2 separate regions of the Mus musculus genome follow, and region 2 is linked to region 1. A link is a loop called in an ENCODE intact Hi-C map of the cell type or tissue named here. Cell type or tissue: left cerebral cortex. All regions are shown on one strand. Each heading gives the region's core, and the rest is flanking DNA. Links, peaks and the distances in the headings are about the cores only.

Region 1 (4,391 bases), core at 179-4,178:
CTTAGAATCTAAACTGGGAATGGTGGTGTAGGGCCATCATCATAGTAATCAGGATGGCCATGGGTCTGATCCTTTACTGAGCACTGATCCTACGGCGGCACTGGGCACCACTCATACAGCACTGGCCACCACAGGAGCTCTCAGGTTGCTTGTAGCCATGAGGAACTAGCTGCTCTGCTGGGAGAAGTGAAGCTATGGAAATCAGGAGAAAGTCCAGAGCTGAGTGCAGTGTGTGTTAGGTATCTGTGAGGAAGGGAAGAAGAGGCAGGCTGCTTGGGGACTCACGTGGTCCTCAGCCTTTCACATCACAATCTCATCCCCTCCCCCGGAACGACATACACAAGGTAGTTCTGAGAATAAGTTGGCACTGATAAAAGGAATCTTTAACTTTTTATGATATCCACAGGTATTATCTTTAGTTTTCAGCTTCTTGTTGTTCTATGATGTGCTCTTTCTATAGTTTACCTTTTAGAAGTAAGGTCTCAATATATAACCTAGGCTAGCTCACAATTTATGATCTTCTGGCGTCTGCCTCATAGGGACCTCATAGGGGTACACAACTATACCTGACTTTCTGTTTTATTTACACAGCAGTTGAGCAGATGTCAAAGAGAAGTAGTTCTTACCTTCCACCTTTTTGAGACAGGGTTTGCCTTGTTTCTGTTGCTGTGTTAAATACTCCAGGCTAGCTGGCCCTCAATCTTCCAGGACTTTCTCTCCTGTCTCCACCTTCTATTGTGCGGTAGGAATCTTAGGGTTGCAGATACATAGGAGTACTTATTTATTTATTTATTTATTTAGCGACAGGGTCTATATGTAGTAATCCTGACTGGCTGGAAGCTCAGTATATAGACTAGGCTGGCCTTGAGCTCAGAGATATTGATCCTTCTGCTTCAAGTGCTAAGATTAAAAGTGTAGGCCACCACGCCCTGTATCTTCACTTTTTGGGACTTGAACTATAAGTTGGCAGGATTGCGTAACTGGTGCTTTTATCTACTAACGATTCCCCTGGCCCTGGTATATGGGATTTTTACCCCACCGGAGACAGAGTTTCTCTGTGTATCTTTGGCTGTCCTGGAACTCGTGTGAGTAAACCAGGATGGTCTCAAACTCAGAGGTCTGTCTGCCTCCCAAGTGCTGGGATTAAAGGCGTGCACCACCACTTTCCGGCGCCTTTTTTTTTTCTTAAGATTTACATATTTATTTTATTTATATGAGCACACTGTAGTTATTCACTACAGATGGTTGTGAACCACCATGTGGTTGCTGGGAACTGAACTCAGGACCTCGGGAAGAGCAGATGGTGCTCGTAACCGCTGAGCCATCTCTCTAGCTCCGCCTCCCTTTTAATCAAGTATTTTTAGGTACTATTGATAATGGGTCCGTGTGTGTTTACATGGGGACGTGTACCTGTAAATCATAAGTGTAGGTGCCCCTGGAAGTCAGAGACATGTTACCCCCTAGAGCTGGAGGGTTGTAAGCTGCCTGATATGGGTGCTGTGAATGGAACTTGGATTCTCTATAATAGTGAAGTTAGTCATTAAAAGATGTCTGCAGCCCCATCTTCCTCCCTTCCAGGGTGCATCGCCAACCCTAAGCCCCGCCCCTCTCGCAGAAGCGGGGGGAGTTGCAGCTCTGGAAGTGATGTAGGCCTTTTCCCGCCCTCCTCAGAGTTGGTCCCGCCTACTCCGTTTCCAGGTGTTTGCTAAGGGTTTACTTGGTTACTTCTCAAAGGCCACCTACCATGGCCACCAAGGCTGTGGCCCTCAGCACAATGATGATCACCTGCAGGAACAGGCATGGACGCGGAGGCCTCGGAATTACGTTCTCTATAAACCGGTTTGGGTTCCCACGGCCCCATGGGAGCGCAGGGGTGGAGCTAGGGAGGACGCTGCGAGTCATCCATCCCCCCCTAAGCTCCGCCTCTAGCGACTTCTTCTAATCGCGTTCTTCCGGTCCCGGCCTTTCTCTTCTCCATTCCTCCGCCATCGTGCGCGCTATTCTTGATTCGGCTTCTCGCCATGGTAAGACTATCGGCCGCCATCCGTCCCTCAGCGGCTTTCCTGAGGCCACAGACCGCTGTGCCTTTGTGGCAGACATGCGCAGCATTGAGGGCTGGGTGTATTTTTCAGGGTTTTAGTGTTCGTTTTTGGAGCTGGGACACCTATCGGCCTGTGGGCGCGGCATGAAATTATCAAGTCCATTTACCCTTGCAGGATGAGAACGCTCTTCCTGCAGCCTGGCAAGGGGTGCAAAGTATTCTTGTTTCATATAGCCTGGGGCTGACGGTGATCTTCATGATGGGGGGGGGGCAGAACGAGAGGCTTGGGACCACTCTTAGATTGTCCCTGATCGAAGAGCATGAATCGCCATTTGCACAGCGAGATGTCCACAGTAAGGGTTAACAGAACTTTGAGATCCCTTCAGAAGTTAGCGCGTCACTCCTTGGAGGCGTCTGCTAACAGCGCATCAGTCATTGCCTACTGGCAAGATTATGCTTATGGGCGTCTAGGTACAAAGTGGGTTTAGTATCTGAATTTGTTAAATAAAACCTCCAACTGGTCTAGGGGGACGAGTGCGCTTGGCCTTCGTTGCATTTTTTTATGTAATGGTGTTTGCCTACGGAGTGTCTAGGGCTCCGTAATCTTAGGTTAGCCAGCAATGTCACTTGGAGGTAGATAAGACTTACAGAGTACAGTACCTAGTGTCATTGACTTAAAACTGGCCAGGGTTTGCCTAACCTCAAGCCATCCTTGTTCCAGTAAGTCCGTTTCCTCTCCTACTCCAGCTATTCCGTGTTTCATCGCTGGAGCCCAGCAGACAGCCAGTTTATAGGTCAGACAGGACCTGGGCTTAGAAACTTGGTGCTGATTATGAGCCATGTTTAAGCCATTAACTCTTCCTCCAGAGAAGTGATGAGGATAAAGGACTTGGTGGTTCGAGGTCGGGGAGCTTTTCCTGGGTGTATGTTCTGCAGGCCTGATGTTAGTTTGTTGGAATTTGTGACTGAATCAAGAGACTAGGCTGTGGTGTCACTAAGCTGGTTGCATCTCCTCGTAGTCTTCTCACAAGACTTTCCGAATCAAGCGATTCCTGGCCAAGAAACAAAAGCAAAATCGCCCTATTCCTCAGTGGATCCGGATGAAAACTGGTAACAAAATCAGGTAAGCCTTCTCTTGTCCGGCTTGGAAATCGTTATGTTTTAAGTAACTTTGGGCATGGAGATACACAGTTGCAAAGTACGGTCCACCCCAGTCAATTAGTGTGCTGGGGACTCCCTTTTGAAATGTTTTTCCTTTTGTTTGGGTTGGGAGCACGGGGTTGAGAACTGGGAGGAAACACTTCTCCATTCATCAAATGGGTCTTGGGGCTCTAGCTCAGGTCATGAGGCTCCTTGGTAGTGACTAGCTTACTTAGCCCCCGAAATCCCTCCACAAACCTTTTATAAATGCTTCCTAATTTCCCTAGGAAGGCTTCAAGGGATTTGACTATTCTGGCAGGAGTGTTCTTTCCTGCAACCAGAGTTGAGCTCAGGACCAGCTGGGTCTTTGAGAGAGGTGGAAGGGATCGAACCCAGGGTCTCCCCCAGGCAAGGGAAGCGCCTTTCTGAGTTCTTTCTGTGGTGTGGGGGATGCAGGCCCACATGTGGTCAGAGGACAGTTGGTGGGAATTGGTTTTTCCCAACATGCTGGGATTAAAGATAAGCATTGCCCAGTTTTGGGATTAGTAAAAATCTGGGTGTGGCTCTGCTGGGGCAAAAAGTGAGCCTCCTTGTTCTTAATTTAGCCACTTAAGCTTGATATCAACAACCCACTCTAGCCTTACATTCGAGTTAATTACTATCTTCTGTCTTCTGGTATGGTACATGTATTTAGAGACTTTACTTGCAGTCAGGACTAGACTTTCAAACTTTGGTTCCCCCCCACCCCCATAGAGTGCTAAGGAAAGCTTTGAAGCACTAGGCAGCGGACCTTAGATGCTTTACCGGGTAGTCTTTTGCTTTTTGAAACAGTCTTGTTTAGCCCAGGCTGGCTAATCTGCTCCAACCTTCCAAGTAAGTGCTGAGGTTACAGGTGTGTGCCACCTTTATAGGTAACTTTGAAAGAAAAGCAGGTAGCAATTACAGTGCTTCATTTTGTGGGAGTACTGCCATTATCCTGCTGAAAGAAAAGCCATGTTGGTTGTTTCTGATTTTTGCTTTTGGGGTAAAAATCGTGACACCTTGACATGAACAGTTCAGAGACTGGTTAGCTTAGCTCTGCTACTTACTGTAAGTCCTTTTATGCTCTAGCAAGCGCTTTAAATAAATTCTCTTGTTCCTCTGAAAGTCTGACTCTGCTAGAGGAGCAGGTTTGTTGTGACCAACCCACCTTGTAACTGGTGGCTTCTCT
Region 2 (4,391 bases), core at 178-4,177, 450 kb after region 1:
AGTTAGGAGGAGTTGGGAGGAGAGTTCTTCTCTCCCGGGTGTCCTTGGTGAAATTTACAAGGCAGGAGTGGGGAGTGAGTTCTTTCTGAATTTTTATCTCCGTGTCATCGGCACAGGAAGGCAGGCATCTCTGGTTGTACAGTATAGAAACAAAAAGGCTTTTTGCTGGCTATAGAGAACAAAGAGCTTCTTTCTGGCTGTATTTTTAGAGATCAGGGAAAACAAGCTTGGGGAACATCCAGGCGCTTTACCTTCTAGGGAGAAACGCTCTAAGTCGGGGTCTCACAGTATGAAGCGGAGCATGTCTAAGCCTATCAGTCAAGGTGTGTGTTAACAGAGCTGAAGTGAGGTTATCTAAGCCCTTTGAAGCCCAGAAGATGGAGTTCCAGATGTCAGCCATCGAGCTACTCTGTGGCTTTGAGTCTTGCTTAAGTATGATTACTCTTATGCACTGGTTCTTCCTTTATGGACTAAGTTCTTAACTTGTCTTCAATTTTACGAGAGCCCACAGAAAAGAGCCTTGAACTTTTAAAGCATCTGGGTTTTGTTTTTTTTTTTAACTCTAGAGGACTTTTAACGTTGTACTGTTTTATCTTAAGGTATTAACATGAGATCTTGGAGACAAACATGAGGATGTGGTTTTTGAGTAAATTGGTCTATGAGCATGACAGTGATTGATGAAAAGGATGAGACCAGTGGCAATTCATTCTACTGCCACTGCCAAATGAAGCAAGGTTTCTTGTGTCTGTTCAGCACATGATTTCTTTTTAAATTTAATTTGTGTATTTTAAAAGGTAAATCATCAAATCCACCTTCATTCTCCATGCATTTCCCCTCTCATTTCTTCCCCCAAATCGCCCACCAATATTTCTTTCCAACTTCATGTGTTTTTTTTTTTTTTTTATAAACTAACCTCGTCTCCTCAGTGCTGCCGGTATGTGCATGGGTATGGGACCACCTTTTGAATAGGCTCTCAGGGGTCACATCTCTTCAGGAAAGTGACTCGACATCTCCTAGAAGCTATCAACTTCTCTTGGCTCCTCAGCTAAAGGAGGTAATGATGGCTTTACTGACCACCTTCCCATTCCACGCTGGGCATTTGTCTGGCTTGTGCAGCTTTCCTGTGTGGTATCACAACAGCTGTGAGTTCATGTGTGCAATAGAGCTGTCGTGTACAGAAAATACGGTTTCACTGCAGACATTCGCTACAGCTAGCTCTTACAATTTCCATTCATCTTCCACGACGATTTCTGAGCCTTGGGAGGAGGGGGTATGATATAGTTGTACCATCTAGAGCAGAACACACTAGTTTCTTCCTTGCATATTAACTCTTCGTAGGTCGCTGCATTAATCACTATCTATTGCAAAAAGAAGCTTTTTTGGTGCAGGTTGAGAGGCACACTAATCTATTGGATATAAAGATAAGAATTTAGGAGGCAGTTTATTACTATGTTGATTTAGGAAGCATTAGTAAGTTCTCCCAAGTACTGTGATCTACCCAGCTACAGTTTCTTGGCTCAGTTAACAGTAACAAGCATGGATTTCAGCTTACTGAGCCAACCTTAAATGCAATTGGCAAGTGGTCAGTTAATCCTAGAATGTTCAGAAGCACGTCCTGCTTAAACACAAAATTGGAAGGCAAATTTGGCTTTTACAGTCAATTTTATGTCATAGCCTAATAACTTGATTTCAGAAATTCCACTTGTACCTGTATTTTGGTTAATATATAACAAGCTCTATCTCTTCAGTACAGCCTGGTCTACAGAGCAAGTTTCAGGGAAGCTAGAACTACATTAAAAAAATTGTCTCAAAAAAGGGGGTGCTGGGGCTGGAGAGATGGCTCAGAGGTTAAGAGCACTGGCTGCTCTTCCAGAGGTCCTGAGTTCAATTTCCATTAACCACATGGTGGCTCACAAGTATCTGTAATGAGATCTGGTGCCCTCTTCTGGCATATAAGTGTACATGCAGGCAGAACACTTTATATATAATAAATCTTTTTTTTTAAAGCCTCATATAAAATAGAGATTATTTTTAAAAAGCAAGGACCATGTGAAGAGAAAGCTAAAAACGTTTATAGACCTATTTTTAAGAATGAAGTAGGATTCTCTAACAGATTTAATTAAATAAGGATTATCGCATCGACCTTGGAACCGGGAAAGTATTCTGATTTTGAAGAAAGTACTTGCTAGTGTATTAATATATAATTGTTTAAAAGAAATACATATTCTTAAACAGGTTGTGAATTTGCAGAGAGCTGAGTGATTGCCAAAGGCAGGAGGATTACAAAAAGGCACAAGAAAATTTGTGAAAATAATGGTTATTTCCACTATCATGATCATGGTGATGGTTTTTCTTCAAGTGTGTATACGTGTGTCAAGACTTATTAAAAACATTTGTTCAAGCCAGGTGGTGGTGGCACACAACTTTAATCCCAGCACTTTGGGAGGCAGAGGCAGGCGGATTTCTGAGTTTGAGGCCAGCCTGGTCTACAGAGTGAGTTCCAGGACAGCCAGGGCTATACAGAGAAACCCTGTCTCAAAAAAACAAAAAACAAAAAACCAAAAAACCAACCAACCAACCAAACAAAAAAACCAAAACATTTGTTCAGTTTATGTTATAAAATGGATAATATTATACATCAATCATGTCTCTATCAAGCAGTCTTTATGTCTTCCTGGTACTGGGGATAGAACCCAGGGCCACTGGCATGCTAGACAAAGCTTTCTACCACTGTGCCACACTCCCAACTCAAATCAATAAAGCAGTGTTCTAAAAATCACCTGCACAACCTGTGATATAGCTAGTCGCACAGTTGCCATGTGACCCTTTGTTTCTAAGAATTTCATTCCAATCTCCCAGGCTTCAGTCATGACTCATATAACCTTCAATTCTGGAATCCGATGCTAGTGATGGCACATAGAGGGCTGCATTGGGGGTTATGTAGGGGACTGTTGTATTAATTTTCCTAGAAAAGTTTGTATCTGCAGTTGGCGATTGCTTCTAGGTATCTGCTCTGTGAGAGGCTGCTTGTCTAACATGTAAGAGGTTCTGGATTCCATTTCTAGCGCAACTGAATGAATGAACAAATAATAAGTGGATAAAATATGCAAGGCAAAAAAGGGGAAATTATTCTCTACTTCCAACCCACTTTCTAGAGGAAGTATTGCTAACAATGCGATGTATATATTTCCAAACTTTATGTATGTGTGTTTGTAGACATACATACGTGTTTACATTATTCTACAAGTTTATTATATCTCATTTTGAAAATATTAATTTTTCTGCAGCGTCTTTCCTCCAAAAACTATCATGGTTATTCCATCTTATCAGTAAATACACCTCCCTCTCTCCCCTTCCTCCTTCCTTCCATCTTCCCCTGTTCTCTTTCTTCCCCCTCCTTGTTTATTTTTCCTTATTTTTATTTAAAAATCCTTTCATGCAATATATTTTGATTATGTTTCCTCACCCCAACCCTCTCTCTCCTTCTCTCTGTCTGTCTCTTTCTGTCTCTTGTCTCTGTGTGTGTGTGTGTGTTTGTGTGTGTGTGTGCTTGTCTGTCTGTCTGTCTGTCCGTCTCTCTGCCTCCCTGCTTCTCTTTGTGTGTGTGTGTCTGTCTCTTTCTCTGCTCCCCTTAATCATGTCTGAGGCCCCCTTCAACAACAGGTGCCACAATGGAGTTGATTGTTTGCAGCTATGCGCCAGCTGTTACATTAATTTCCCATGGCATGACTGTAGCACTGAAAGTATGATATATGCAAAAATCCAATTAGTTGGTGTGTACTAGGCCCTTGACAGATTTTTAAATAAGAATTGAAAATTAGCTTTCTATTCCCAGAAAGTAATTGAAAATGAAATATCCACATGCATTTAATTTTAAGATCTAGAATCTATGACTAGAGAAGGGGCAAGAACAACTGTTTTTGTTATTGCAGTCTTAGGAAAATTGGAATTTGAGAATTGCAGTTGTGATGATTTGAAAGGGGGCATTTAAAAAGTTAAAAATTTTAATTGGCACATAATTTTAAAACTAAAAGTACAACTATATGTATTCAAAGGACATAATTTGACATTGCAATATATGCATGCAATGTGTAATGATCAAATTAGAGTATGATATGGCCATCTCCTCAGACATGCACCATTTCTTTGGGTGGAGAATATTTAAAACCTGACCTACTGGGTGTTTTGAAATATACAATTAATTTTTTCTTCTCTATAGTTGCCCTACTGTTCTATAGAACAGTAATGATTATCTTGTCTAGTCAACAGTACTGTATGTACACTAACCACCTTCTCTCCAGTCCCTCTTCCTCTATTCTTCTCAGCCTGTGCTAACTACCATTCTACTTTCCATTTCTATGAAAGTAAGTATTTAGCTTCGTTGTATTCCA

Evidence for each region. Hi-C counts contacts between places; a loop is a spot of excess contacts. Peaks named below come from ENCODE experiments on the same cell type or tissue, not always from the same donor. Only the 100,000 strongest peaks of a DNase experiment are listed, where the experiment ranks them.
Region 2: it touches region 1 in a loop (4-fold over the local background); 1 of 42 quality-filtered maps calls a loop at or near these places.

Annotation. Positions count from the first base shown.
Region 1 is chrX:37,082,758-37,087,148 of GRCm38, reverse strand. Rpl39 (ribosomal protein L39) reads left to right here and starts at 1,927. Exons shown (of 3, transcript NM_026055.2): 1 at 1,927-2,024; 2 at 3,061-3,164. The coding sequence starts at 2,022. Snora69 (small nucleolar RNA, H/ACA box 69) reads left to right here and starts at 4,116; the gene lies at 4,116-4,237. In left cerebral cortex, for the core only: a CTCF peak has its summit at 2,154; DNase peaks (open chromatin) are centred at 1,671, 1,876 and 2,448; H3K4me3 peaks cover 2,666 bases; H3K27ac peaks cover 1,305 bases.
Region 2 is chrX:36,628,514-36,632,904 of GRCm38, reverse strand. The region is part of intron 2 of Akap17b (A kinase (PRKA) anchor protein 17B); the gene reads left to right. Among named protein-coding and RNA genes, the nearest start is that of Akap17b, 15 kb to the left of the region's middle. In left cerebral cortex, for the core only: a CTCF peak has its summit at 1,944 (motif pointing left); a DNase peak (open chromatin) is centred at 1,901.